Regions from separate parts of the Homo sapiens genome. Here region 1 is linked to region 2. A link is a contact called in ENCODE Hi-C or POLR2A ChIA-PET data. All regions are on one chromosome and are shown on one strand. Each heading gives the region's core, a stretch centred on a gene start or an enhancer-like site at or near the end of the contact. The rest is flanking DNA. Distances are from core to core; before and after follow the strand shown. Region 1 holds the start of EIF5A (eukaryotic translation initiation factor 5A). Region 2 holds the start of PSMB6 (proteasome 20S subunit beta 6).

The links. A loop is a pair of places that touch in the nucleus more often than their neighbours do. ChIA-PET counts read pairs that join two places held with the same protein, here RNA polymerase II (POLR2A). Pooled maps may share reads with other maps.
Region 1: a loop to region 2 is called in a map of lower leg skin, with 30 times the contacts of the local background. The contact joins the promoter of EIF5A here to the promoter of PSMB6 in region 2. A Hi-C loop is called at or near these places in 1 of 168 maps with a recorded cell type or tissue (lower leg skin) and 1 of 50 pooled maps. POLR2A ChIA-PET finds 5 or more read pairs at or near these places in 1 of 52 experiments (activated CD4-positive, alpha-beta T cell).

The regions. Positions count from the first base shown.
Region 1 is chr17:7,306,375-7,309,074 of GRCh38, forward strand. EIF5A (eukaryotic translation initiation factor 5A) reads left to right here and starts at 1,254. Exons shown (of 6, transcript NM_001970.5): 1 at 1,254-1,378. RefSeq lists enhancers at 1-379, 251-550, 380-1,190, 2,421-2,700 and silencers at 1,101-1,210, 1,571-1,740, 1,831-1,950.
Region 2 is chr17:4,794,739-4,797,438 of GRCh38, forward strand. It overlaps PSMB6 (proteasome 20S subunit beta 6), which reads left to right and starts at 1,426. Exons shown (of 6, transcript NM_002798.3): 1 at 1,426-1,558; 2 at 1,990-2,057; 3 at 2,700. The coding sequence starts at 1,457. RefSeq lists enhancers at 1,185-1,783, 1,210-1,739.

The DNA of each region.
Region 1 (2,700 bases), core at 4-2,503, 2.5 Mb after region 2:
CGTGAGCCACCGCTCCCGGCCTACCACTATTTTATTTTATTTATGTATTATTTATTTATGTTTTTGAGACTTGAGTTTCGCTCTTGTTACCCAGGCTGGAGTGCAATGGCGCAATCTCGGCTCACGGCAACCTCCACAGGAGAAGCGATTCTCCTGTCCCAGCCTCCCGAGTAGCTGGGATTACAGGCATGCGCCGCCACGCCCGGCTAATTTTGTATTTTTAGTAGAGACGGGGTTTCTCCATGTTGGTCAGGCTGGTCTCGAACTCCCGACCTCAGGTGATCCGCCCGCCTCGGCCTCCCAGAGTGCTGAGATTACAGGTGTCAGCCACCGCGCCCGGCCCACCACTCATTTTTATAGACAATTTTTTCTAAGGGACCTCGTAGACAATACTTTGGGGAACCGCAGAGCACAGTTGGGGAAAACACAGTAATACCATCTAAGTTTCTTTACTGAGGACCTCAGAGCCGAATGGCCTCTATGGATGCCATAGAGACCAATACGGACTGAGGGTTTAAAGAAGATGGTGTCCGCCGCAGGACCGCTCTATCTTCTCGGGTGAACTCTATGGCAGAGCATAGGCATTCGATTTAGAGAAGTGAAGCCGAGATGGGTGGGAACCCGACCACACTAGCGCGCTAGAAGAGTGGGGCGGAAAGACATCTCCCGCGCATGTGTGGAACTGGGGGGACTGATTCCAAGACAAGGCGCCCACCCCACAGAGCAAGTTTTCTGAAACGTGTGAGTCGTTTAAGTCCAGTTAAAGCCGAGGTGGGGCGTATCCTGAGACGCATGCGTTCTAGACGAGACAAGTGATCTAGCGGCGTGGTCTTTTCAACGCCTGGCGTACTGACGGCGTCTGAGGTGGAAGGGGTTGTTTAGGATTCCGAACACGCATGCGTTCTGAGACCCAGGCGTTTCCTTTAGAGGGTGTGGAGTGCAGGGCTCCTTATTGCGCAGGCGCAAGGACTGCCCGGTAGGACGAGCGGTCTATCAAGGGGAGGGAAGATGAGGTTGAAGAGATTAAAAAACCGGGTGCGCCTGCGCGTTGCAGATTAGTTGAAAACGCTCAGGGTTTGTGAGGGGCGGGGTCACGTATGCGCGTCATTGGACGGGTCGGTGGGAGGGAGGGTGGAGATGGGTAGGGTGTGTGCGCTTGCGCAGTGCGGGGGTGGAGGGCGGAGGAGATAGATAGCACGCTTGCGCGGCTGTCATAGGGCTGCTTGGTTGGTCAGTGGGGAGTCGGCGCCTGCGTACTAAGACCCGTGTGCAGCAGCGGCGGCGGCGGTAGAGGCGGCGGCGGCGGCGGCAGCGGGCTCGGAGGCAGCGGTTGGGCTCGCGGCGAGCGGACGGGGTCGAGTCAGTGCGTTCGCGCGAGGTGAGAGCGGGCAGGGCGCGTGTGCGCGGTACCTTGGCTTGGGCCCGGGAGAAGATGGAACTGCGCGGGGGTCGGGGAGGGGGCAGAGGGGAGCGGCGGCCGCCGCCGCACGGGTTCGGCCAGAGAGCGGCGCGAGGTGAGGAGAGGCGCGGGCGCGCGCCCCGGTTGGCGCGCGGGGTGACGGTTGGGGTTGGCCCGGTGACGTTGGAGCGACGCAGGGCGGGGGACGGCGAGCCGCGAGGCAGCCACGCGGGAGAGGCCGCCAGGCGGCCACGCCGGGGCGAGGGCCAGGGGCCAGATCGGCCCACCGGGGCAAGGGTACCTGGGCCGTTGAGGACCCGGCTCAGCGCGGCCACGTGAGGTGGGGGAGGGGGCTATTCGGTGAGAGGGCATGATGGGGGGGGTTGGCGGACGGCCGGGGGGAGGGGAGGCGGCGTGGCTCCGGCCTGGCGCAGTCTCTGAGGAGGGGGCGGCCGCGGCACCGGAAGTGCCCCCCACGGGAGGCTGCCCTCGGGGTCGCAGGCCGCATGGCCAAGCGTGGACCGGGGCCGCATGGCAGCGCGGGGACCCCTCCCCCCAGGTCCCGGCCACCGGAAGCCCGGAACGGCCACATGGTCGGCAGGAGCCGGCAGCCCCTAGCGCGGGGAGCTAGTCCTCGCGGGGGTTCCGAGGGGGCCTGAGATTTTGAGGAGTGGAAGCCGGAGGCTCGGGTCCTAATCACCCCGGAGGGCCTGCTGCAGGCATATGTTAGCGCTTCCCAACCTCAAGGGCCCCAGGAGCTTTCCTGAAAAACCCTCCTGTGAAGTGTGGCGGTCAGCCAGGTGTAAGTGGCACCCCTTCGAGCTGGGAGGCCGGAGAAATGGGGAAACAGGGCGTTTGGACAGGAGCCCAACTTTTCTGTCGGCCTGGGTGGACAGCGCCTAAAAGCCTCAGGCAGATGAGTTTCCCACCGTGATAGGCGTTCTTCACCTTGTCACTGTCTTCCTGTTGTAACTGGTTTGGGAGTTCCACGGTTTCGAAGTCCTTAACTCTACTAGCCTAGTATGATTTTCTACTACTCACTACTACCAACCTTTTGCTTTCATTTTATTGTCATTCACCACCCCCCACCTCTCCCACTTTCTACTGACTGTACTGGCCCGGCCTGAAAAGCCGACAGGACAGATGCATCCTGGGAAAAGTGGGAGGGCCTTCCAGGAGAGGCTGGGTTCCTGGGTTCTCTTTGGGAACCAAGATCGAGGTGTTTGGCAGGGGGATCATTTCGGAAACAACTTTGCTTTCTCCCCCTTGGCTTGTTGCAAGTGCATGTTGGCGAGGCGGGA
Region 2 (2,700 bases), core at 176-2,675:
CTAACAAGGTGAAACCCCGTCTCTACTAAAAATACAAAAAAAATTAGCCGGGCGCGGTGGCGGGCGCCTGTAGTCCCAGCTACTCGGGAGGCTGAGGCAGGAGAATGGCGTGAACCCGGGAAGCGGAGCTTGCAGTGAGCCGAGATTGCGCCACTGCAGTCCGCAGTCCCGCCTGGGCGACAGAGCGAGACTCCGTCTCAAAAAAAAAAAAAAAAAAAAAAAAAGACAAATAGAGCTGGGTTCAGTGGCACACACCTGTAGTCCCAGCTACTTGAGAAGCTGAGGCGGGAGGATCACTGGAGCCCAGGAGTTCGAGGCTGATATAGTGCACCATGATCCCATCTGCACTCCAGCCTGGGAAACACCGCAAGACAAACCCACCCCACACACACACCCCACCCTCGTCTCAAAAAAAAAAAATTAAACCCCAAAAATATATTAAACAAAAGACATATCCCAATTTTAGAATGTGCAAAGAACTTGAAAAAACATTGCATCAAAAAAGACATACAAATGGCCAATTATCTCATGGAAATATGCTCAGCATCACTAATCATTAGAAAAATACCAATGAAAACCACAGGGTACCACTTCACACCCACTGGAATGGCTATAACTAAAAAAATGCACAATAACAAGTGTTGGTGAGGATGTGGAGAAATTGGAACCCTCACACATGGCTTGTAGGGATGTAAAATGGTGCAGTTTCTGTGGAAAACAGTTTGTCGGTTGCTCAAAATGTTAAACATACAGTTATCATAGAACCCATAAATTCCTCTGCCAGCATATACTCCTAAGTATATAACTAAAAGAAATGAAAACATGGTGTGGTCACTTTAGCCCAAAGACTCTCAGGTTTATTTTGTGGGCCCTTTGGACTGTAACTCCATAAGATCGGTACGGCGCAAGCCACTAGGACTGTTTTTTGTTTTGTTTTGTTTTTGCTTTTGTTTTGAGACAGTCTTGCTCTGTCGCTCAGGCTGGAGTGCAGTGGCGTGATCTCGGCTCACTGTAACCTCCGCCTCCCAGGCTCAAGCGATTCTCCTGCCTCAGCCTCCCCAGTAGCCGGGATTACAGGCGCGCCCCACCACGCCCGGCTAATTTTTGTATTTTTTAGTAGAGAAGGAGTTTCACCATGTTGGCCAGGCTGGTCTTGAACTCCTAACCTCATGATCCGCCCGCCTCAGCCTCCCAAAGTGCCGAACGGTTTTTGGGTTTTTTTTGGTTTTTTGGGGGGGGGGTTTTGCTGACTTTCTTGTTTTGTTTGTTGCTTGCCACGCTGCCATCAAGTGCTCACTGTCGCAAAAGAACCGTCCCCATGCAGTACTGTACTTTTCTTTTCCCTTCTGCCGTCAACCTCGGAGTAGCTTCGCTCCCAGAAGGCCTCAAAGCGCGACCAAAGAGCGTGACAGAGCGCTTTACGACAGTTGCTTTGAGGCAGTACCGGAGGAGAAAGATGGCGGCTACCTTACTAGCTGCTCGGGGAGCCGGGCCAGCACCGGCTTGGGGGCCGGAGGCGTTCACTCCAGACTGGGAAAGCCGAGAAGTTTCCACTGGGGTGAGGAAGGAATCGGGGTTCATAGGACGTGCACAAGGCCTGACGCGATGGGAAGATAAAGCCTGAGTGGGGTTGAGAGATCTGGCAGGGGTGGAGAGGAGGTGGAATGTGTTGTGCTCCAGGAATGGGGAGAGGTACCCCGAAGATGGTGGAGTGGTGCGGTAGCTTCGTAGTGGGAGGTGGAGGGTGGGCTGAAGTTTGAAATTCTGAAATCCTGCGAGGCTAGTGAGGATCTTGGGCTTAAGTACGGGATGAGTCTTTTGAGATTTGAGGGTTGGCATTCTGGTATTCTGCGGGGTGCTGAGGCCCCTATAAGATTTGAAAATGGTTCAGCGACGGACAGATTTTGTATTTTTGGAACTAGGTAGAGAGATCATTGAGGTTTGTGTCTGCTGGAGAATGTAGACTTACTCCTTTTTCCCTTTTCCCAGACCACTATCATGGCCGTGCAGTTTGACGGGGGCGTGGTTCTGGGGGCGGACTCCAGAACAACCACTGGGTGAGCTCAGGACAGATTTGTGAAAGGTCTTCCCATCTTCCTTTTCCTTTCCTGCCTGCCAGCCCACCCTGCCTGCCTCCACAGACCACTGTGGGAAGAGAGGTTTCTTCTCTCTCTGGAGATAAAGATTTGTCCCAACTTTTGTTACTTTCAGTTCCCCTCACTCGTTAGTGGAATCCTTACAAAAGTCTGTTCTCCAGCCCGCTTCAGTTTGGATGAGAATAAGCAATACTGGAGGCCAGGCACGGTGGCTCACGCCTGTAATCCCAGTACTTTGGGAGGCCGAGGCGGGTGGATCACCTGAGGTCAGGAGTTCGAGACCAGCCTGGCCAACATGGCGAAACCCCGTCTCTACTAAAAAATACAAAAATTAGCCGTGCGTGGCGGTGCGTGCCTGCAGTCCCAGCTACTTGGGAGGCTAGGGCTAGAGAATCGCTTGGACCCAGGAGGTGGATGTTGCAGTGAGCAGAGATCGCGTCACTGTACTCCAGCCTGGGCAACAGAGCGAGACTCCATCTCAAAGAAAAAGGAAAAAAAGGCAATACTGGACATCCTATCCCTGAGCCCTAAGAGAGTGGGTAGTGATGGGATGGAGGTGGAAGACAGGTGGGCTCCTTTCCTCACTATTCTGCCATCCTGCAGG